3 separate regions of the Homo sapiens genome follow, and regions 1 and 3 are each linked to region 2. A link is a loop called in an ENCODE intact Hi-C map of the cell type or tissue named here. Cell type or tissue: Caco-2. All regions are shown on one strand. Region 1 overlaps CMSS1 (cms1 ribosomal small subunit homolog). Region 2 overlaps CMSS1 (cms1 ribosomal small subunit homolog). Region 3 holds the start of MIR3921 (microRNA 3921).

Evidence for each region. Hi-C counts contacts between places; a loop is a spot of excess contacts. Peaks named below come from ENCODE experiments on the same cell type or tissue, not always from the same donor. Only the 100,000 strongest peaks of a DNase experiment are listed, where the experiment ranks them.
Region 1: it touches region 2 in a loop (5-fold over the local background); 43 of 110 quality-filtered maps call a loop at or near these places.
Region 3: a loop joins it to region 2, with 1.9 times the contacts of the local background. A loop is called at or near these places in 12 of 110 quality-filtered maps.

Annotation. Positions count from the first base shown.
Region 1 is chr3:99,872,996-99,880,995 of GRCh38, reverse strand. All of the region lies in intron 1 of CMSS1 (cms1 ribosomal small subunit homolog), which reads right to left. All of the region lies in intron 4 of FILIP1L (filamin A interacting protein 1 like), which reads left to right. The region is part of intron 1 of LOC105374010 (a long non-coding RNA gene); the gene reads right to left. Among named protein-coding and RNA genes, the nearest start is that of HP09053, 53 kb to the right of the region's middle. RefSeq lists an enhancer at 2,657-2,951 and a silencer at 4,517-4,986. In Caco-2, a CTCF peak has its summit at 4,737; a DNase peak (open chromatin) is centred at 4,865; H3K4me3 peaks cover 3,940 bases.
Region 2 is chr3:100,028,748-100,036,747 of GRCh38, reverse strand. All of the region lies in intron 1 of CMSS1 (cms1 ribosomal small subunit homolog), which reads right to left. The region is part of intron 1 of FILIP1L (filamin A interacting protein 1 like); the gene reads left to right. All of the region lies in intron 4 of LOC105374010 (a long non-coding RNA gene), which reads right to left. Among named protein-coding and RNA genes, the nearest start is that of MIR3921, 68 kb to the right of the region's middle. In Caco-2, no CTCF peak of the experiment used is centred here; DNase peaks (open chromatin) are centred at 2,487 and 3,387.
Region 3 is chr3:99,962,609-99,970,608 of GRCh38, reverse strand. All of the region lies in intron 1 of CMSS1 (cms1 ribosomal small subunit homolog), which reads right to left. All of the region lies in intron 1 of FILIP1L (filamin A interacting protein 1 like), which reads left to right. It overlaps MIR3921 (microRNA 3921), which reads left to right and starts at 6,211; the gene lies at 6,211-6,295. The region is part of intron 1 of LOC105374010 (a long non-coding RNA gene); the gene reads right to left. In Caco-2, no CTCF peak of the experiment used is centred here; no DNase peak of the experiment used is centred here.

The DNA.
Region 1 (8,000 bases), 160 kb after region 2:
GAATATGTAAACATGCGCTTTTAAATAGCCCAATGTCTACAGAAAAGCCACTAACATGATTCAGAAATATATAATAAAGGCAAAAAGAAACATAATATACATACACATATACATACACATACAGGGTCCATCCACACTACGAAAATGATGCTTTATAAATGCTTAGAAAAAGACTAAAAGAAACACAGTACATTGAATTGTTAATAGTTGGCAGTATTCATGTGGTAGGACTACATGTAAAATTTTTTACTTTTATGCATTTTCCAAATTATGAAGGGTGCCTATTAATTTTAAAATAAAAAAAATTTTAAATTAATTTTAAAACAAAAAAATTTTAAATTAATTTTAAAACCACAAAATATCATCATTTTAATGTTTTAATAACAAAGGACTTCCCATTCCCTAGCATCACATGGACACTACTACTGTAATCACTTCTCAAGGTACATATGTCACTGTTCTAGAGTCATAGTCAGCTGAAGTATGAGCAGAATAATTGGAAGCCTTCTGGAAACTCTGCGGACCATATATAGGCCTGGGACCAGAGATTCAGGCTACAGATAAAAGTAAAGAGGGTCTATATATATAGACCTGCAGTTCATATATATATTCAGTTACTGCAGTTTATATGTATATTAAGGTCTGCTGGTTAAAGGCTCTTTTAAGTACAGTTTAAGTGCGGAGATATGGTATATTTCATGTGGGTATCTACATGTACAGAGCCAGACAGGTGGCACCCAAAGAACTGAAAGAAGAGTGAAAGAAGAGTGAAGAAATGAGGTTGATTAGAAAAATGATTGTCTAGGGCATGGAGAGAAGGTTCTTTTACCACAGACATCCCCTTTGGCTCCACATTCACAGTTGCCTACAGGTCCCTTCAGCCTTCGTCCTAAGTTGTGTAGCAGCAGAGGAGAAGGGATCGGAGAGTAGAAGCACAGGATCGGATCCATGGCAAGGTTATCCAGTGCTCAGTGGCAAAGCTGCTTTGCAAGAAGGCTGTGGGTAAGGTGGTAGAAGGTAGCGTGGGGTGCAATAAACACCGAAAGCTCATATTCTGGCCAATCCAACTGTAGTCTGAAGCAATGCAGGACCATGGAACTATACCTCTCCCTATGCAATCCTGGGTCTGTTCCCACTCTGTTCAGCTTCTTATACAGGACCAGGTCCATAAGACCAGGTCTTATACAGGTCTTGCTGTTTTTCTTTGTACATGACAGTGTTTCCATATATACTATCTCACAGAGGCAAAGAAGCAAACATGTCATATACAAAGTTAGCATTACCATCTCATAGCTCAAAGCAGAGCTCCTAGGGAGCAGAGCGTACCAACTGCTTAAATGACCAAAGGACCAGCAATGAAAATTTTGGGTAGCTGCAAGAAACATCCTATTAATTACTGCTTCTTTGGCACTTACTATACTTGGATGACTGAAAGACATGACCAGTCAAAAGAAGAAACAAAGGCAGGGAGAGAAGACATGAAAGAAAATAAGAGCAGTTACTTCAAAAAGAGGAACTGGCTTGATGTGATTAGCAGTATATTAATGGTATTTTTTAAAAGTTAAATAATGATGATGTTGTAATTATGGTCAGTAGCAACTGACTTCACTAATAACACCTGTTAATGTGGTCATTGTCATGGCCTCCTGACAATTAGCTCGAACCAGGGAAACTGGTGATATTAAGCTGTCTTTGACATAATATAATATGGCTAAATCTAGTTGGTATCTCCTTGTTTCTTGCCTTGTTACCTACAAACCCCTTCTCCCGCATTAGAAAGCAATGAACTTGGTAGAAAAATTTCTTTGTATCATTTCTAAATAACAGTTTAAAGCTAGTGCTGATTTAGATCATAAACTCAGATTACTAATTGTAGAAAGGACCTTGGTGTCTAGGTATGCTTATTTGTAGTAAATTCCTGATTAAAAAATGAAAAGAAAGTCACAAAAGTAATTGGACAGAACAAGGTTAGGAAGTAAAACTCTCTCATCCAATTTTGAGGCACAGTGATCATAACTCTACTATTTTCACAAATGAAACCAAGAGAATTTCACAAATGAAGAAAATTTCAGAAACCAAGAGAATAAAAATTACATCTCAGAAAGAATTTTGGTTGAAAGAGGGAAGGAAATAAAAGTCTACTCATCTACTTATGTGGCCAATGGCGCACAATGCCAACAGCTGGTTGGAGTTTGCAATACACCACCCAGGGTACTCTTGTATCAGTTAAAGGTCCTGCTCCCTCAAAACCCTTGACTTTCGTTTGAAGTGAAATGGTGATGATATTCTAATTTTACTAGAACAAGATACGTTGCTGCCACCTTCCAGAAAACTGTCAGTAAATCCACAAATCCACAAAAAAGAGGATGAGTCTTGGCTTTCCCAGTTCAAGATTCAGTCTAGAAAATAAACAGAAACTTCTCAGTTAAATCTGAACACTCCTTTACCAAACATACCTCTGAGAGATTCTGAACAAACTATTAGGAGAAGACAAGACTATTTATGTAGAAGAAGGCTATATATGTAAGACTATATATGTAGAAGGCTATATATGTAAACATTGCTTTAAATCCCTGTATCATTACTTTAGTAGCGGTGTGACCTTGGTCAAGCCACTTTAGCCTTCTAAATGTCTTTATCTGAAAAGAATGGATCATATCACATCAAAATGTGTTGTGAAGATTAAATGATGAAATGCTTGTAGAGCACTAAGTATGGTGGTAGGTATGATCTAAAAGCTCAACAAATGAGGGCTATTAATATTGGTTCCTGAAGACAGTGGTCACATAACTATGACCTCACTTGGAAAGCTGAGTCATAGCTGGGTCAAGAGACTGATGTTTCAGGAGTAACACATTAGTAATGTAACCAGGCAAGTAGTGTACCAGGCAAGGGCATACAAGGAGTAGAAGCCCTAATCCTCTTTCCTCTATTCTTCAGAATATAGCTAAAGAAAAGGAGGAAATAATACTAACATATTTCATGGGAACCAGCAAGTCAAAAGAATGAAAATAAATGCAAAACTTGAGTATGGATATGTGAGAAAGAAACAAATGGTAGTGTTAAATGTTAGGAAACATATTTGCCTATCAGAGGGAAAAAGATGCAAAACAAGCTACAAAACTGTTAGCTTTGGGGTAAAAGTATGCTATCAGTTTGGGGCTGAGATTCAGGTGTTTATGCATCATACAACTTTCATAAAAGTCATTTAATCTCATTTGTAATAAAAAATGCAGCATAAAAGTCTCAAAAAGGATATTTAATAAGTATGAGGTAAGCACAGGAGACTAAAAAGATTACAATGCAATTCACAAGTATAGGGCAGAAGAGTTAAAACCAACAAAACTACAAACTCAACATCCAAAATGTTAGTACACAATTGCAAATCAAATATTAAATTTTAAGTTCGGCTGAAGAGTATGTGTAATTCACATCTCTTAGTATACTGTATATGAAAAGCAAGAGTGAGTTTACTTTAGGTTTCTCAGTAGGTACTTAGAGTGATCTAGAATAATGATAAAGTGAACTCCCAATTTAGTGAAGAGGACATACATTTAATGTTGTGCCCTGCATCTTTATTCCACACCATTTCCACTAACAACTCTGCAAACATCCTTTCTCCACTCCACACTAAGAAAATGAAGCGAGCAGACTATTTTCGTCATTCTTGTTTGACAAAACATATGGAAACAATAATTCTACAGACATATGTACATCATAATAGGAAGCAATCCTATTTTAATGTAATTTTAAAAGAGGTTTTAAAAGGACTCAAGCTACTAAAATTACTCATCTGAAGCTTGCAAATAAGAATGCCACGTCCCTAATTTATTTAGCAGATTCATATAGTTGGGCTAGAACTTTAGGTATGACTTCTCTTATAATTCGGAGGTGAATTCTCATTCACAAGAAGTAGGATTTGTACAAGTAAATCTACCCCATACTAGAGGATAATATTCTTAATTCAATCACATTTGGCTAATTTCTTTTTTCTTCACGTGGTTATTTTTGGCTTTATTTTGTTTGCCGGTAGAAGAGAACAAACATTAAAACTGGCTCTAAAGTTCTAATTTTATACATTGTCTTGAAAGTACAGCACAAAACATTTAATTTCTTTAAAAATTTTTTCCCTGCCAAAAAATGATAGTTTTAACTGCTTTCGTTAAAACACAGGCATGCAGAAATGGGGAAAGAGGAAGTTCTTTCAGGAAAAACACTGAAAAAAATAAGATTTCATCTGGCCTTTCCATCATCACTTGAAGAATTGTTTGGTAGTTACATCATCAGGAAATAAAACACCATCCTCTGAGGACCCCTACTCATTACAAAGAGGAAAGAGAAGGTTTGAAGTCTAAATCACCCCCAGAGATGTCTCCACAAAACCCCAGACTTCTCCTTTCCCTCTCCCGCCTACCCCCAGCAACCAAAAATAAAAAGTATAATGAATTTACAAAAGTTTACATAAGAATAACAGGATGTGTATTGAAGTCCCTGAAGCAACAACAGCTTTAGGGACCCAGAGGGAAAAAAGTTACAAGCGGATCGACCCTGCCTCCCAATGACTTTGTTAGCCCGACAGGAGGGCGCCGGCGCCCCGGCCCACCGGCCCACCACTCATTCCCTCCGCTGGGAGCCGGGAACCACGGTCCGTTCACACGGCCGGAACATCCGCGGGAGCTGGGGTGTGTGGCTGCGCCGCCGCCGCGGCCGAGGGTCCCGCGGTCACCGGCGCCCCCGCCGACAGCGCCGCACACGCGGAGCGCCTTATAAGGCAGAACAGTGACGTAACGCCCATAGGCCGGGCGCGCTCAGCGCCCCGCTCGCATTGTTCGGGCGACTCTCGGAGCGCGCACAGTCGGCTCGCAGCGCGGCACTACAGCGGCCCCGGCCCGGCCCCCGCCCGGCCCCGGCGCAGGCAGTTCAGGTAAGCCCGGGAGAGCAACTTCGCTCCACCAAGGGGCACTGCTGTCAGACAGCCAGGTAGCAAGTCTGTGGGTGGCTGTTAAAGCTGTCTCAGCATCACAAACTGCAGACAGGTTTCGCAAAGCGCATCCAATGAATTCTAGGTTCAAAACCGTTTCCAACTCACACAAAACTTGAAAGTAGAAGTTTTCTCTGGAGGAGAAAACAGATTAGAGATTTAATTTTAAATGTTGAGAGGTGGGAGGTGACTGTATTACATACGCTTTCCAAGTGAGCTACACATTGAATCCTGCCCATATTGAGAAATCTTTGGGGAAAGGGTGGGGGAGACTATATTGTACTGCAGCAACCCTATCTCTCCTCCGGACTCAAACTCGCTTGTCTTACATGAGCAGAATGCGAAAATTTGTTAGTGCCAGGTTTTCCCCTCTTTTTGTAAATGTTAATATAAACGACTAGAAAAACACTGTTAGGAATACATCTTGGAATTAAGACGAATCTAACTTAAAAAGTAAAATCTTTTTAAGCTTCAAAAAATCGTACAAACGCTATTTTGTCGTAAAAGCATATGTCAATTTGTACAAGGAAGTAACTATCATAGTTTTGAGTTCTAACTTTCTGCTTCAAGTCCAGGCATTGGAAAAATGACAAACCTCACTTACAGCTATCATTTCTAGAGTAATATTTTGGATAGTAGTATATTATGTAAAAAATGCCAATTTAAAAGGTAAAACTTATAGAGTAACTGTATTAATCAGTAACATTTTAAACCATAATTAGTTACATCTAAATCCTGAAGAGGCTATTGCTACCAATGAACTCTTACAGTATGATAACTGAACACTTGGCAGAAAAATCTCCATAATATTTTACTTCATTTTTTCCAACTAAAAGTCAACGTAGGAATTAAAAATAAAAAGGTTATGTCAACTTTAGAACACTGGAATAGGAGATGAAAAATTGATTCATCATTCAATCCTTATCTGGTCTAAACATATATTGTAAAATAAAACTTTAACAACTATGTGACAGAATTGTCCCTTTTAAAACAGTCTCTATGTTTTATAAGTATATACAATTCAAACTCAGAATTCATAGGCTGCCATTTATATTTACTCTGAGATTTTAAAATGCTGGCATTTTAGTTGGCACTAAAATGACCATATAAGATAACTGTTTGGAGGTACAGTAAAAGTTTAACAGAGGAGCAGAGCACTATAACCACTGAGGTGTATGTGTGTGTTACAAACTCATGTTTTTATATTTAATTGTCAGAAGAAAATGTCAGATCCCAGATTTTATCATTGAAACACAGCATTTAAAAAATACTCAAAATGTGGGTTATATCTGTATATTTCTAATAATTTCTGTTGGATGGTTTTTAAAAGTATATGACATTGGTGCCTATCATTTTTGCCTCATAGCAGTTTTTTTGTTTTTGCTAATTTTGTTTGGAGCAATGCACGACTTTGGTTTTCATATTTTAAAAGAAAAATTATATGTTATTTGGCCTGAGGATAGGCTATATAAACTGCAGGTTAGTACTGAGAAGTAGGATTTTCCACAAACTATTATTTCAAACCTAGGGAAGCCCACCATAATGAGAAGAGCGGGGCCAACACCCATGTCACTGTGGAGAAGTACAGAATATGCAATGGAAGAGTTGTTTATCTGATATAAGCGGTAATTGGAAACTGAAAAATTCCTGCTCTGGAAAAAAGATATTCTGCTCTTCTGAATCTAACAGAGGAAGAGACAAACAGAAACCATCAATTATTGTTTCAGGTATACCCAGAGTACCATCTGTACCATAAACTACAACTCAACTGTTGAAAATCATAACTTCCATCAAAATTCTAACAGCTGTGTTTCCCAGTGTCTTTTATTTTTTTAAAGCAGGCAAGCATCGATTTTTTAAAATTTAAAAATAACACTCTTTAATATTCCACACTTTTTCCCATTTATTAACTTTAAAGCATGGTTCAAAGAACAATCACATAAGACCTCTTTTAAAACTGAAAGCTAAGTATGACTTATCATGGATACCCTATCTCACACTGGGCTCTTTGGATGAGCAATTTCTTAGTCCTTGGGACAATCTGTATGATGGGAAAATGTTTTTGATAGAATGAATGTGAATTTCTACACTTCCAAATAAAGCACATAATAATTTTATGCTTAGTAAGTTCATTTGCACTTTTGTGGTGATTAACCTTAACTGTTAAGCCCTGGTATTTTTGTGCTATTTTCCTAATGCTGTGATGGAGACTATAGTAACAGCCAGTATGAAAACACAAATCAAGCCTTGACTTAATTTTCCGGTTCTCTTGCAGTTCCCATTAATTTGCCTTCTCAAAAGGCTGTAAATTTTGTTTAAGGGTTCTCTGCTGTAATTTCCCCTCCAAAAAAGTGCCTTTGGTAATAAATGGATTTTGAGATTTAAGAAAAAAAACTGAAAATGTAGGAGGAAGAATAAGATTCCAATAATTCTGCTTAGGTCATGTTCTGTCCATGTCTAGTGCTTCAGGGCAAAGTGAACATTTTACAAGGTGAATAGAAAAAAAACATACAGCCCCTCCTATTTAAAGGAAAAAGGAAGAGGGGCAAGAAGAGAACTGTTTATAAAAGACTGGATATTGTGGATGTAAGGCAATATTGGTCTCAACCTGCTTCAGGAACTGAAATGGCCCCATCTGTTGTTCACAGAGCCTGTCATCTTTGAAAAATCTAATACACCCTACCTTATCTGTTGGACATATTAATTTTAAACGATTTTAAGGTCCATTTAATTTGTATTTGACCATGAATTCAGCTTCAATTTAAACTGATTGTTTAGTTTTTGTAAATTATATTTAAATAAGGATTTAAAGATGAAGAGACACTGCATATGCAGCCAGCATCACAAACCTTCAAAGCAATATTTCTGTGGTTGCTGCTGTCATCACCACAACATTTTCTAGCCACCAACCCAGTCACTTATGCTTAAAGTGTGCTGCAATGACTTTTAGAACCTCCTATGGCTGGTCATTTTCTACTTAAAATGAGGTAGGACATTCATGTTTTGAGTCATTTTGTTA
Region 2 (8,000 bases):
TGATTATTAATAAGTAATTTGTGGAAAATTCTTTGAGATATGTAAATATCCTGTTCCTCACTGAACTTTTAAAAAATTGTTTCAGCAGCCATTGATACTTCTTAACTATTTGCAACTATGATGGCTGCAAAATGGTGGTTTTCTAATCTATATTTCTTCTACATTTATTAGTAGGCATTCTACTGTAAAGAATAACTTTTCTTTCTTACACATGTAGTATCTACCTATTATCACCATGAACAAACTCATGAATTCTTATTTTATTCAATGGGTCACCTTCCATTTTATAATTATTTCGCTCTTCAGGTTGTTTCAGATTAGGCCAGTGGCAGTCCTTTCAAGCCAACTCTGGTGTCCTTTTGACATGTCCTCATCATTTTTTGAGACTTCCTAACATCGTGGCATGAAAAGATGTTCCAGGCTCATCTTTTTTTTCCTCCAACAGCCCTGCAGTCAGCTACTTCTCCAAGAAGGCTTTGTTCCTCTTAGTGGGAAATGAGATGTAGAAGCTTTATGTGTTGCATGTGTTCATTGCTACAAGGTGTCATTGATTCTAGACCTTTTTAGTTGACAGAGCTAGGAAATTTTTCATGCCTTAGAAGACCTTCCTAAAAGTGGATTTAGGAACTACTATACCATAATTCCTTTTATATTAAGTTTATGCAATGTATAGAGATGGTACAGGGGTTTTTAGTTTTGGGTTCTATGTTACAATGGACTTATAATTACACTGACTACTAGTAAACATTATTATCCCAGAAGAATCTGATGAGATCCCTGAGAATAAGGACTATGTCTCATTCATCTTTTTATCCTCAGAGCCCAACAAAGTTCAAATCACATAATAGACCATCCATAGAAATTACATGTATGTGATTTGCTTTCAAAGAATCCAATGTGGGGGAAAGGAATAAAGATGTAACAAAGTTGGCCATGAGTTGATGACTGCTATAGCTCGTGATGAGCACATGGGGATTCTTTCTTTTCCATTTCTCTCTACATTTGAATTTTTCTATTACAATAAAATAAATTTAAAGGTAATCAAGAAATACCCCTATATCAGAATGATAAAAGTTTCTGCCTCTTCTATGGTTCAATTTCTTTAACAGTTTGGTGGGGTGAAAAAGGTCAAAGTGTTTGATTACTGGGAACCAGAGGGCATTAAAAAATTCAAGTAAATAATTCAGCTGTGTGCAGTGTCTCACGCCTGTAATTGCAGCACTTTGGGAGGCTGAGGCGGGTGGATCAGGAGTTCGAGACCAGCCTGGCCAACATGGTGAAACCCTGTCTCTACTAAAAATACCAAATTAGCTGGGCGTGGTGGCATGCGCCTGTAGTCCCAGCTACTCCGGAGGCTGAGGCAGGAGAATTGCTTGAACCCAGGAGGCGGGGGTTGCAGTGAGCCAAGATTGTGCCATTGAACTCCAGCCTGGGTGACAGAGTGAGACTGTGTCTCAAATAATAATAATAATACTAATAATTTAAGGAGGAATATGCGCACAGCATGGACATTCATTTATGAATTTAATTGTTTAAAATACATTTGGTTCAAGGGACTTGAAAATGTAGATGGCTTTCATCATCAAATTGCTAATAATCCTAGAAAGCACAAACTTGAAACACATACAATTTGGATAACAATTTCGAATATACATTTATGATAACAGATCAACCCTAAAAAATAACATAAGATAAACAGGTCTTCAAGCTATCTGGAGAGAACCCCCTAGCATTTTGCTGACTACATGGAGATAGCAAAATGGCTTTTTTCTTGACATCCCAAGTTGTTTTTTGATACTTAAACAACTGATAGTCAAAACATTAAAATAGGAAAGTGGACTACTGCAGTGATTGAGATATTCTACTGAGAAAAAACACCACAAACAAATATATTCGTATGTATATACCGTTTACTGATCAGAGTGGATATTCTCCTAAGGCTGCATATTTCATAGAAAGTCTAGGTTTAAAGCATGCCCCTCCTTCCCATTAGGAAAACTGACACTAATATTCTTTATCAACATTATTTCAAGCAGGTGTACTTTGAACTCTGAGGGTTCCCCATCATAAATCTAAACTCACTGTCTTACCTAAATACTAGACATTTGCTATCAGATTAAAAGTGTCTGCTTAGTTTTACTGATAAGGAAGCATGTTTAAATGACCAAAAGCAGCCAATTCAGATGGGATTTGAGGCCCCAAATAATTTCCTCTATTATTTAGGCAACACAAAGAACCTTTTGGATTACTGGAACGAAGTGGCTACCTTTTAACCAATGTTGATTCAAAAAGTGCATTCCTTACTAAAGCCAGTGTGAAAATGCTAGTGAATTCTTTCCATTACATCTGGCCATAATCAGAATGCTAACATTCTGCAGCCTGCACATTGTAAATAAATACAGACCAAATAACTTCTTACTGCTGCCATGAGTGTACATTTTCTCCAGACAATAAGTGGTACATTAGCACATATTTGTCCCCTGGCTGCAGCTTTTTCCCCCCATTCTGAGTTCCTGGATATACTTTTGAGACAGTCTAGAAAAACCAGTCTTGTGCTACACAGAGATCAGGAACTTTCCCCACAATGGAATTTAGTGTCCATAATCACCAACATCCAGTCTTGTCAATTTCAATGGATGATGATGCAAATTACTTCTTTTCTTAAGTGTATTAACGGGTCACTAATGTAAGCAAAATAACGCATGGCGGGTTGAATAATAGCACCATGTTTCTTCAATCAAATAACCATACTGTGTGTCTGGTTGTGGTTTCAAAGAAATCTGGATTAAATAATATGATTCATATATAAAAAGGCTGGCTAAGAACTGGATTTTGGTACTGCTCAGTTATACATAAAACAGTCACTTTTGTACTAGATGTTCACTTAGGAAAATAATATTGTTTCCTCTGAGACAGGTATACTGGATACTTGACCTCTAAATCCTAAAAACAATTCATGGAAAGAATAAAATTTAGAGGAGCAAGAACAGGGCTGAGTCACCACATATTTTCAATATATCAGGTTTTTTTTTAAAATCAATTCTGAATTGTCAAAGAGGCACTTTCTGAACTTATTAAGCTTTTTAATTTCCTACTGACCATTTAAAAAGCTCCCGTCCTAATATCTGCTTTTCAGGCTACTTTCCAGGGTAAGAATTTAAGAGTGCAGTTGAGGGGCAGTACATGATTTGGTGCAGGCAAGTTAACACAGAGTCCAACTTTAAGAATCCTGGTCTTGAAGACAGTGTTTGCTTAAGTTTTACAATGTTACAAACATTAGTCAAGACCTTCAAGAAGATAACACAAAGCTCTAGGAGCTGTGATTTTCAAAGGGGATTTGGGAATGAGGGTTTGATGGAAGCCTTCCAGAGCTGCAGCTGCTGAGCTTGTGGGTTTTCCATTGGCTGCCACTCGATAGAGGTGAGGCAGGAGGAAGAATTCTTTGAGGGCAAGTTCAGACAGTGAATAGTTCAAGGATGCAGCCTGCCTGGAAATTGCAAGCAGTCAATGGACACATAAACCACAAATGTTACAAGGCACAATTAGTTTGATTTTTTCTAAGGTTTTAAGGGGCCAAAATAATTCCATTACCATACAGTAACCACAGAGTAAAATTAATATTTATAAAGTAATGCTATCCAGCAATATAGTTGAAGATAGTTTTCCTGAATTCTTTTTTTTTTTTGGTTACCATGTCTCATCAATGGTAACAGTAGAGTGGAAACCACACTAACTTTCATGTGAGGGGGATATGGATTGCAGTTTGGCCCTGGTACTTGGTGTTTGTGTGACTGAACTTCAGCATCATTTTCAACAGGAGAATAATACCTACCTTGCAGGCTTGTTGCAGGGAATAAATGTAATAATGTATGTTAGGTGGCAGCAAATAGTAGCAGCTCAAAAAATAGTTAATTATGTTATCATTGTCATAAGTGTCATAATTAATGGTCCTTTGTTACACACAACTGCATTACCATTTATGCAATTGTTATAAGTGAGTTACCTACAAAGCAACAAAAGCTGTATTCAACTGCCCATAAATTATTCATACTATTTTAAAAAATGTTTCTTTATGGTTTTACATTTACAGGTTCTTTTTATTTTAAAGTTCGTCAATATAGCCTTTATGTCAAAAAATAGAGATTTTTATGTGTTCTTGTGATACAAAATGCATTTTCTGTGAGCTTTACAATGTTATGAATCAGTTTTTGCGAAAGGGGAATTCGGCTAGCTGTCTCCTCTCTGCCTCAGACAGACTTCACAATGATTCACAGATAACAGAAACCACCAGCTGCCATTCCGAATAAAATGTTCTGTTGGCTCTGCATACCTTATGGCAAGCTCTAAGTCACATGTCCTCTTCTTATTTCCACTTTTCTTCTCTAAAGCCAGCTATAACCTGCATTTCATAAATCTTAAGAGAGTAAATCAAAATAACCAATCTGGAATTTGACCTAGTACCAACTAAGATTACCTAAAACAGAATCAAGGGCCAACGCATCCATCTGCTCTCTCTGAAAGAGGCATACATATCAATAATTTCCTCTACCACATTTAAATAATTGTCTTTCAAGTATCATATTTTACTCCATGTTTTAACACCTACAATCTTCCTCATGTTTCATTATTTATTCCCATAGGGCAGGGTTTAGCAAACTATGGCTAATGGGCTAGATCTGGTCTGTAGCCTGTCTTTATATAATCTGAAAGCATAATTTTTACATTTTTAAACAGCTGAAAAAATTAAAAATTAGGATTTTTCATGATGCATGAAAAATACATAAAATTCAAATTTAACTGTCCAAAATATAGTTTTATGGAAACACAGCCATGCTCATTAATTTATGTATTGTCTTTGGCTGATTTTGACCTAGTTTAGTAGTTACTACACAGACCATATGGCCAGCAAGGCCTAAAATATTTCCTATTTTTGCTTTTACAAAAAAGTCTGTTGACACTGCCCTAGTGGGGTGTTTCCCTTTGGAGAAAGTGAGGCAAATAAACGTAAAATACAAGGTCCTCCCTCCCTGTCTTTGCCTTCTTGTCGTAGATCCTCAGCCTTAGAAGGAAAATTGGCTTAGCTTGACTTTTCCTTGAGGGGAGAGAATGCGTTAGTTAAAAAAAAAGAACACAGGAGGAGCCAAGGGATGCGGGTCTCAGGTCTTGTTTGGGTGTTGGGTTTTTATGCTCAGTTTGGACAATTACTTTTCTAGTTCTGTAACGTGGCTTCTTCCTTGTTGCGCTCTGAATTTCCTTTATATTTGAAAAAAGGAATCCTTCACTCACTTACTAGATCACCATGATGATAATGTGAACCCTACCACCAACTCCTTCCTCACTCCACTTCCCAAATCAATCCAGGATGAGTGGAAACGAGGGTAACAGGAACTTTGGAAACATTTCTATTGGACTGCTAGATGAAAGTTTAAAACCTACTGTTTTAAACCTATGGAGATAGGCCTCCATTGTGACCACATAACTAATACAATGAATAGCTCATCCTGATTTCCACTAGAGAATGGGGTACTTTGGGCATATGAGACTGAATCACTTGTTTTCTGGAAATTCCCTATTATAAATATGACATTTAAGTACATAGTCTAAAAATGCTGATGTCTAGGAAAATATGTTCTAAATTATAGCAGAAAAAAATAGAATCTGACAGCTGGACAAAGGAATAAAGGCAGAATGGGCAAAGATCATTTTATGTTAGGAAGAGAGTAACAGAGATGTTTATATTCACACAGATATTATCAGGTGGTAAATATATTTCTCATCAGACTTCATATCTCATAGATTTTATATTATAATGCAAATCTATATATTTTTCATTCTTAAGCCAAGAATATCTATATAGTTGCACAGTAAAGAAAATTTTACCACAGTGCACTTTAAAAACCACTTATACCTTATTAGGTTATAAATTGACCAAAGCTTTTGCCATACCACATCCTTGCTACAGGGAGGGAAAACGGATTGATTTCACTGCACCAATCTCCCTTTTGCTAACTATATAGCTGATTTGTGTTTATATGGTAGAGGAAAAGCAGCAGTTATTGGATACTGGTTTAATGTAGAAGGTTAAATTAGTTGTGGGGACAATGATTACTCATGATTCCAAATGGTGAACTGAACTTGGAGTCTTAGCCTGCTTTTTTAGTCACACTGCATTACTAAGCAACTTTGGAACAGGTGCTCTCAACGGGAAAACAGGTTCTGAGAAAAGACTAGAGTAGATGAGACATGCATGAATGAGAATGAGCAATAATGCCTTAAGTAGGGAGGACGAATCATTACCCTATTACAAATATGATGAAAATTATCAATACTCATTACAATTAGAGTTGGAAAAGCTCTTAGAGGACAATGAGTCCAAGTTTCTTTCATGGAAAACCAACACGCATGCCAGGGAGCCACTGTCTAGTTTTGGCCTGATCACTGACTTCTGGTGGCATAGATCCCTTTCTCATCCAAGCCAGCTCTTTTCCTTTTGGTACAACTCCAATACTATACAGTCAAAATGCCCAAAAAGAGTAGAGAAAATAATATTAAACTAGAAAATAGGAGTTCCAAATTCCAATTTCAGTCCTATGGTTAACTCTAGTTGTGTGACTTTAGGCAAGTGTTTGGTGCTCGTTGGGTCTCCGTTTCCTTATCTGTAAAACAAGGGTTTTAAGGTCCTTTCCAGTTCTGATTTTCTTCATTTCTATACTTTCCATTCCATGCTAGAGAAATGTGAAGCAGTTGTGAGAAAGTTACAAACAGCTGTGAAGTTTTTCTTCTTAGAGTCCTCACTCATGTCACACCTGGGCTGCTTCTAAACGTTCCAAGATCTCTTGGTCTTTATCTCAGCTTTCCAGATGACATATAGTTTGATTTTATTTTGACTGTTGACATCTCCTAGAATGTTATCATGACTCAGAATCTGCCCTTTTGGTCACTATATAGCGTAGTGACAGGCTCAGCTACAAAAGCCCTCTTAGTAGCAGTTTGTCTAGCAGAATTTTGAAGTTGCTGGTTTTTATTTTAAAAAAGAAACCATCAGAAATGTTGTACTGTTCTCACACACTTAAGTCTTATTCTATCTTCTATGGAATGTCAGTAAACTGCTCAGTATTTGCTTTTTTATTTTAGTGATTAGACTATTTAGGCTGGAATAAACCTTAAGCTCAAAGAAAAGCTATGTCTTTAATAAACTCCAATTAATGCACACTGGTATGGTCTATGTATATATAGGCTATATTTTTAGAAACAAAACCACTATTTAATGTGATAGTAACTTGGCAAAGGTTGCAAATGCAACAGTAAAATGAATGACTATTTAGCTTTTTATTTATGTAACTAAAGTGGATACAATTAAGAAGACTGTGCCTAGGGGACTTGACTTTATTGAACAATTATCATAATCAAAATCAATAGTGTTATGTGACTAAAACAAAGCTTTTCTGTACAAATAAGTAAATTTATTTTTGTAATATATTTTAAAATTAATTTTAATATTTTATTTATACATGTGAAAATAAAAAATAATTCTTTTTAGACAAATAAATCTGAAAAATTTTTAAAGTTTTTATTTACTTATTTTTTAAAGACGAGGTCTTGCTATGTTGCCCAGGCTGGCTTGGAACTCCTGAGCTCAAGCAATCCTTCTGCCTCAGCTCCCAGGGTAGCTTGGGACAATAGGCATGCACCACCATTCCAGGCTCAAAAAAATTTTTTTTAAAGAAAAATAATTGAATTGAGTTTAGGTGCTCAAGTAACTGCTCAAGTAACGGACTGACGAGCTTGTAAAACATCAACAGGATATATATGTATATGTTTATGTTTATATGTGTGTGTGTGTCTTTGTGTGTGTTACACACCTCAGTAAAAAGGTGTATTGAAACACATCACCATTGAATAGTTCACAGTAATGAGTTTGGAGTCTAGTACAGTTGGTGTGATAGCTTATCAGAGTCAACTCTTCTTAAGAAAACAAGAACTGACTCTTGGAAATGTGC
Region 3 (8,000 bases), 66 kb after region 2:
TATTTTCCTACTTATCTACTAGTAAACTACAAGGAAAGCAGGGATATGCTAGGTTTCAGTTAGGCAAAATGTAGAGAAAGTGTTCTGCAATTAGGTAGAAGTAGTTTGGGAGTGAAAGCGAACACAAATAGGGTGGGGAAGCACAGAGTATGTGAGAATGAGACTTCAAAACTGACTAGTGAACCACATTCATTTCCTTTACAGCATTTATCTCAGTTATTACATGCTTAAGAGGAGTTTGGTCTCATCCACCTCACACACCAGAAGGCCTGAAGGGCAGTGAGGGTAAGGTGGGCATTCCCTATTCAGAGTGATTGCAGCCTCTAAAGCCAGACTGCCTGGGTCTGAAACTGAGCTCCAAAACTTATCAGATGACTTTGGGCAAATTACTTATTATTTCTATGCCTTCACTTTCTCAGCTGCAAAATGATAACCCATTTCAGAAGGTAGTTGTGAGAATGAATGATTTAATGCACGCAAAGTATGAGGTTGAACCATATGAAATTACTATTTTTATATGTCAAAATACTCAAATATCAACAAGTTTATATGGCTTATCCAAATTTTAAGCCAATGCCTAACTGATTATTCCTTTTTATAATGCTTCTAAACCATTACTCCCTAATGCCTCTGATGTAACAGCCTCATTTGTTGAATTTCATATTATCCAATTATCTTTTCTCATTGATGTCCCCCTGCTAATATCCTGGTCCCTCCATAACACTTATTCATGACTAGGGCACTTGGCAACAATCTTTAACATACCCTTTGTGACAATGAGTGACTTCAGTATCCATCTAGACAAGCCATCCAATAAACTATAAATTCCTCACCTTCTTCATCTCCATGGTCACAGATTTCCAAGGTCAAACCCTGCAACTAATTATCTAGTGGGGCTGCTTCCTATCCATTATGTGAAGATGACCACAATCTCTGATCCTTCCAGGCTCCCCGTGCCTTTGCCCTTACTACCTCTGCTCTCCAATCTCTGGAAAACCATAGTTCCTTGACCTCTTTCCTGGCCTCACTGCTTTACCCAGTTGGGATAGCACGGCTCATTACTTCAACCATTCTTTCACTAATATCTTTAGAATCAATTCAAACGTAGACTTCTGTATTTCTGTGACCAATCTGTTGAGCTCAGCTGGAAAAAAAAGTCAGCTTTCAGATTGACGCAACTATATAAATCTGCAGTCCTCAATCTCAAATAGGCCATCAACGTGGCTCAACCTCCTACTCATTCTTGCTTAGCTTGCTCTTATTTTACTAAGCAATGTTACCAAACTGTCATATTGCTCAAGAGCCCAAACAAGGCTACATCCTTCTCTGCAGATGACATCATTTTCTACTTCAATAAGAGAATTATACATACATTATCCCAATATTGTTCCCCTCCCCTTCTTAGATATGCCTGGACCTGTCCTTGTGCACTTTCTTTCAATGACAGGATGAGGTATTCTTACTCCAGGTCAAGATCCTGCCCTGCCCTCCACACATGGCCCCCCTTTTCAGCACTCCCAGGACCGAGCTCCATTAATTATCCCCTTTACTTCCTAAATCTTTAAATTCTCAGTGCCTATTTACTCTTTCCTCTAAGCCCAGAAACCCATTTAAATCTTTTATCAAATGAATTTTTTTTTCTTTTTGCTTCTTGAACCTGGGTTGCACCCCAGAAACCATACCCTTCCTTCTCTTCTAAGGCAAGTGACTTGAAAGAGAGGTTTGTGCTAACCCTTCTCAACTTTCTTACCCTACCCATTTACTTTAAAACAAGACACAATGTCATTCTGCCCTGGCCACTGGACTGAAACTTCTCTGATGAGACACCAGTGAACTCCATAATGCCACACCTGAGGAAAATGTATCAATTCTCTCCTCTCATTTTTTCTTATTTCTCTGTTTTTTCCTTTCCAGTCTCCCTCATGGGTTCCTTGTCTTTTGTTTGCTTCTTAAATGTCTGTATTACTCAAGGCTTCACCCATGGTAATTTGTTCATTCTATATATTCTCCTTGTGCAATTTCATTTGCTCTTGATTTTAAACACCACTGATATGGGGTGACTTCCAAATCTGTATTTCCAGCCCAGATTACCTCCCATCACCTTCCATGTTTATTTACCTGGATAGCCTGCCTGCAAGGACTTAAACCCAACATATCATTCAGTCTTTTTTTTTTTTTTCCCCCAAAAACATAGTTTTTCAGGACCTACTTCATACTACTATTCAACAGTAAACAAGACAGCAAAACAGGTCCTTTATCTTAATCCCTGTTTCTCACTCGTACCCCTAAGTACAATTTAGGCTACAATAAGACCAAACTTTCTGTAGTTTGCCATTTTTTTGTTCAAAGAAGGTTAAACACTGAGGGCGTATGAACATACTACTCTCCCAGCCTGGAATTCCCTTCCCATGTTCTTTTCAATTCTTAAGACTTTAGGAGAAGTCTCATCCTCCAAGGTACCTTCCCTAAATTGCCACGTAAGGCTAGGTGCCCTTGATCACTGCCTTTACTAGAATGTGCTAAAACTATCTCTTTGTACATGTTTTCCCCAAGGATCCCTAAGGCAGAGATTGTATCTCTCTGTGAACAGCATACTGCTTGGTACATGAGTAATACATGTTTGAGATTGCCCAAGTAGATGTGCTGAAGTACTGTGATGCTTTTCTGACACTCCCACATACCGTTGCACTTATCTATTTGTAAATCCTACTCCTTCTCCTTGCTAATACCAGGTTAACTTTCCTGAGCATGTTGTGTCTCTTTCATTCTCCACATCACTCAAAATCATGTATATAAAAGGCACTCAAGGAGTATTGGTTGAATTGAGGTGAAATAAACAGATAAAACACTCCACATCTACATTTCTATTTCTGGGATCCATTAGTGTCATTCTGTAGCTCTGAGCTAAGATTTCTCAGGTGTCTTTCAGCTACTACCAAGGCCCAAAGAACGTTATCAAAAAATGTCCAGACTGTTCTTCAATCTCTGCATGTGTCGTGAGAGACCATTCCAATTGCATATGTGGGATTTCCCATCCAGGTGTAGGGACTCACCATATTCCTCAATTCACAAAACAAGGAGCCAGGAGGGGACTCTTAGTGGAACAAAAAATTCAGTTGACCCACTGGATCACTATGTACCATATTTCTTCCTGCAATGCATTAAATTCAGGCTCTTATGGCCTAAGTTCATTTCCAAAAAGTGAACACTTCTATTTACTCTTCACGAGAAGCTTCTCTCTCAATGCATGTAAAGTGCTTTGAGCTCTCTGTGAAAGGAATGATGTAAACACAAGGCATTATTACCAACACTATCCTCTAAATAACCTCATGAGGTAAGTATTAATATCAGAGGGACTATTATTTTACAGGCAGAGAAATCAGCTGATTTGCTCAAAGTCAGAGGTGGGGCTAAGAGCCAAGAACACATTCCAAGAGTCCTTTGCTTATTATATCCATTGCCAGACCTAATCCAAGCTTTTCAGAAAGTTCTTCTTAGAGTGTGAAGAGAGTCTGAGAACTTTATCCTTTCTTTTTCAGACTGTTCTTGCCCCATATCCTTTCCCTCTCTTATCATTTCTTCTCAATAGGGATCCAAAAGAGAATGCAATGATCACCTAACAGCCATCCAATCCCCCACCTGTATAGCATGTGGGGCAGTACAGAGGTTCAGTCAGGCATACTCCATCTATTTTCACCCAGACTTTACAATCCAGGCTGCTCGGAGTTCTGCCAGCTTGAGTTAGTTCAGTTCGAGTAAATCTCTAAGTCGTTCAAGTACGGCATGCTCTGTTGAATTAATTTTCTTCAGTTACGTCTTGTATACGTGGCCCATATAACTTTACAGAGATCCTGCTCACCAAATGATTTTTCAAATCTGACACACTACATTTATTAGAATGATTCTATTTTCATCCACCTAGTTTTAAAATCTGCTAGAGTTTGAAGGTTGAAAATGCCATGTAAATGTGGCATCTTAAATCAAACTGTATATACAGAGCGAAGGGTTCTGAGTAACAGTAATAATAGTTGTCCTACTTGTTGAATGTTTATAAAGTTAATTGTTAGTGATGAGTGAACTCAGTCTAAGTCTCCGTACTATTTTGACGGGGCTCTGCACAAAAACAATCATTTCTGGGGAAGGAGAAATCTTCTAGACTGAATTATATCTAGTTCTAACCTCTAAAACTATATATAGCCGAAAAAAAAAATCTATCCATCAATTTTCTGGAAGGGTTCAGGCTTCAGATGGAGCAGTGGGGCTATGAAAGAAACAGAAAGGAAGGGCTACTGGTGGTGGAGGCTGCTTTGCCCCAGGAGATCTGCCTGGAGTTGACCATTTCAACTTCCAGCCATGACAAGCTCCCATGCCCAGCCTCTGCAGCCTGCTTAGGTTCCTTCCCAAACTCCTCCCAAGTTAAGAAACAACTTATCTAAGGAATTACTCACCTACAAGTTGTGAACATTTTATTTACCTTTCCTAAGAGATATTGTGAGAGAGATATCCCTGTAAATATCACTTTCTGTGTTACAACACTGTTGTGCTGTACCCCTATTAACCTCAGCAGGGAAGGCACTAGGTTCAAGAGGCTGAAGAAAAGACCCAGAGGCAGCAAATGAGACATGGGGTTTACTAGGGGCTTACATATGGGGAGAGAGTGGAGAACTGGTGGCAGGCGGGACAGGAGAACTGCCTTATGTACAGAAATGGTCCAGTGGCGGCAGGCTGGACAACATGACTGCATGGCCAGTGGCTGCGGGCTGGGCAGGAAAACTGCAACTGCTTGCAAACAGCATGCAGTTTATAAAGCATTTTCATTTAACACCCTCCCCCTAATGACCTCCATCTGGTAACCTTCATTTAACCTAAAACTCAGGGCCTTAATCCCCAATAAGCCCATGTTCCACAGGATGAGCAGGGGGCTCAGATATTTATCATAGTAAGGAATGAATCTCCGAGTTGGCCATTCCTGGATTCCCTACCTTGGAACACACATTCAGGTGCACTGGCCATACATGGTCATTCTAAGGGTATGCTTAAATTGCTGCTATCAGGTATGTTTACCCTACAAACAAACAAATGAAGAAAAGTATCTGGAAGAAATTCAGAGATAGCTACAAATTTAACATTTATCTCAATTCCAAAGGTCTGGAAAATCAGTCATGACCTTGAAGAACATGCTGGTACATCCACAGAGTACACTACGCCAGAAGCAGCACATGCCATAGCACCTGACTGGGCAACAGAGAGAAATGTGACAGCCTGCACCAGTAAGAACACAGGCCAACCTTTCATTCTTGATAAAAAATTATAAAACTCCCACATATACAAAGAACACAGGAAAGAAAGTCATAAACCACTTGGACTCAAAGGAAAAATACCTGACTCATATATTTGTTTCACAATTTAAGCACATATCCCTCATCTCACAGTGGGGACTAAGTGATATGCTTGGCTAGTAGGATTAACATTGCTTCAGAAAACATTTTCCTGGACCAATGTAATCTTTCAAGGTAATTACTAGAAAATAACACTTGTAAATTTCCTTTAAAACTTTATAAGGTATCATAATTTATTTACAGATACAGCAGTATCTAAGTATATCAGGTACTTCAAGAAATACAATGAAAAGGATCATGTTTCTTTTTGGTTTGAAGAACAATTTTTATACAGAGTCTTAAAGCCTGGGAAACTATTGTATCTGTGCACTATGGGACTGATGTTCAAGTGATCTAATATTAACTTAGGAAAGAGTTTTTCCACAGTTACAGGGAGCATAGTAGATGAGAGGTGTGTGAAGGTATGATCCCCCTTGGGTAGCCTGGAGGTTTCTGGGCATTAGTCTCCTAGGGGACCTCTTTCTTCGGCTGCCCTCCAAAGCCTCCTTTGTTTACCATACTGTTCTAGACAAATATTCCCAGCTTCTCTGTGAGCCATATTGAGAAACAGGTTGGGAAGCTCTAGCTTAGGAAACACATTTCCTTTTGGCCCTAGACACACAGAGAAGATCACTACAAGAACCTGATTCAATGTCAGAGTGATATGGTGCAAAGAACAGAGTGAGGAATGAGATTTGGGTTTTGGCACAGGCTTTCTCACTACCTAGCTCTGAGCCCTGAGCAGATCACTTACCTGTCAGGACCTTGACTGCCTCACTATAATGTAAGTGGTTTGGCCTTGATCCTGTTTAAGGACCCATCCTAAACATCACCTAGCCCAGTACAAGGCATATGGTACTCAAGAGACTTAGAAATCCCTAAGTCTCTGAGTACCATATGCCTTGTACTGGGCTAGGGAGAAACTAGACACAGACACTGTCCCTATTCTCATGGAACCTGTAACCTAGCTAGAGGTAAGATCATTAATCAAGATAAATATTGATAAATAAAAATTAAATCTAACTGAAGCGTAATGGATTTGGAAGATAGAATTATCACTGCTTATAAAAACTCAATGTACTTCCTACTGAGCATATAAGTCTATAGGGTAAATCTGCACCACAGAACGAGTCTATGCCCTCTGTTTTTATTTAATCACATAACAATTATTATGTTCAAATATTCAAACATGGGCTTGAAGATTATAAAGTCATGTGAAATCAGCTTCACCTTGGTTGTACCTGGGAGCTCCTGCCTGGCCTACTGATCATTTTCGTTATGACACATTTTAATTAAGTCATTAACAAATGGATGTGGCTGGGCGCGGTGGCTCACACCTGTAATCCCAGGACTTTGGGAGGCTGAGGCAGGCAGATCACAAGATGAGGAGTTCAAGACCAGCTTGGCCAACATGGTGAAACCCTGTCTCTGCTAAAAATACAAAAATTAGCTGAGCATGGTGGCGTGTGCCTGTAATCCCCAGCTACTCAGGAAGCTGAGACAGGAGAATTGCTCGAACCAGGACCCTGGAGGCGAGGCTGCAGTGAACCGAGATCACGCCACTGCACTCCAGCCTGGGCTACAGAGCGACACTCCGTCTAAAAAAAAAGAAAAAAAAAATGGATGCATATTCAGGTAACACCATCAAGGCAAAGAGGAGTGCTAAAAGTCTTCTCTGACACAAAATGTAAATATCCCGCTCAATCAACATTCTTTCTTATCCTTCTAATACTTTCAAGCAGTTGCTCCCACTTCACTTCTTTTTGGACCCACAGAGACCGTCAGCCCCTTACTTCTGTGCTATATCCTTATATAACAGCCCACTCTTATTTTTACTTCTTTTCCTATATAGCACAGGCTCCACGGATCATGACTTCAAACTTTCTCTTATTTATCTTCATCCCTTCTGTTCCCAAGAAGCACTTACCTGCATATATCCACCACATGGGATCAGTCAACACTAGGGTAAAATCACTGCTAGTGGAAAACCACACACTATTCTGGGGCAACTATACCTTCATGGTTGCTAGCATTAAGTGGCTTGATTTGGAAAGGTTTCCCTAAGAGTAAGAGCATTTCGAACTTTCTCTGGTGCACTGTTATCCTAATTATTTTACCCTCTGTAGGCAGGCTAAACCCTCTTTGACAGTGGCAGAAGGCAGGGAGAGAAACTAAGGCTGCAAGCAACCTCAACGGCTGGTAAAACCCAGGCTAGCTCCTAAAATCCATCAAGAGAGCAATCTCTTCCATGCAGCAATGCCTGTGAGTAACATGTGAAATATGGATGAATACTTGCTTTATTTATCTCGGCCATGAACATTCCAGTGAGTATGTAGTTGTGACCATAAACAGCAGGCTACAGCCATTGTCTTAAGGCACCCTCAGAGTACTTCATCTATGACTTAAATCTTTCCCAATTTGTTCTTAGGGGCTGCAGCCAAATCCTAGCTCTCCCACTTAGCTTTCTAACTTTTGGGAAGTTATTTAAACTAACTGTATCTGAGGATAATACCTACCTCATAGAGTTAATGTGGACATTCTATTTCTTACTGTAACAGGACCAGGCCTACAGTGCTATATGTGTTTGTTGCTGTTGTTGTTGTTATTATTAATTATAATCCT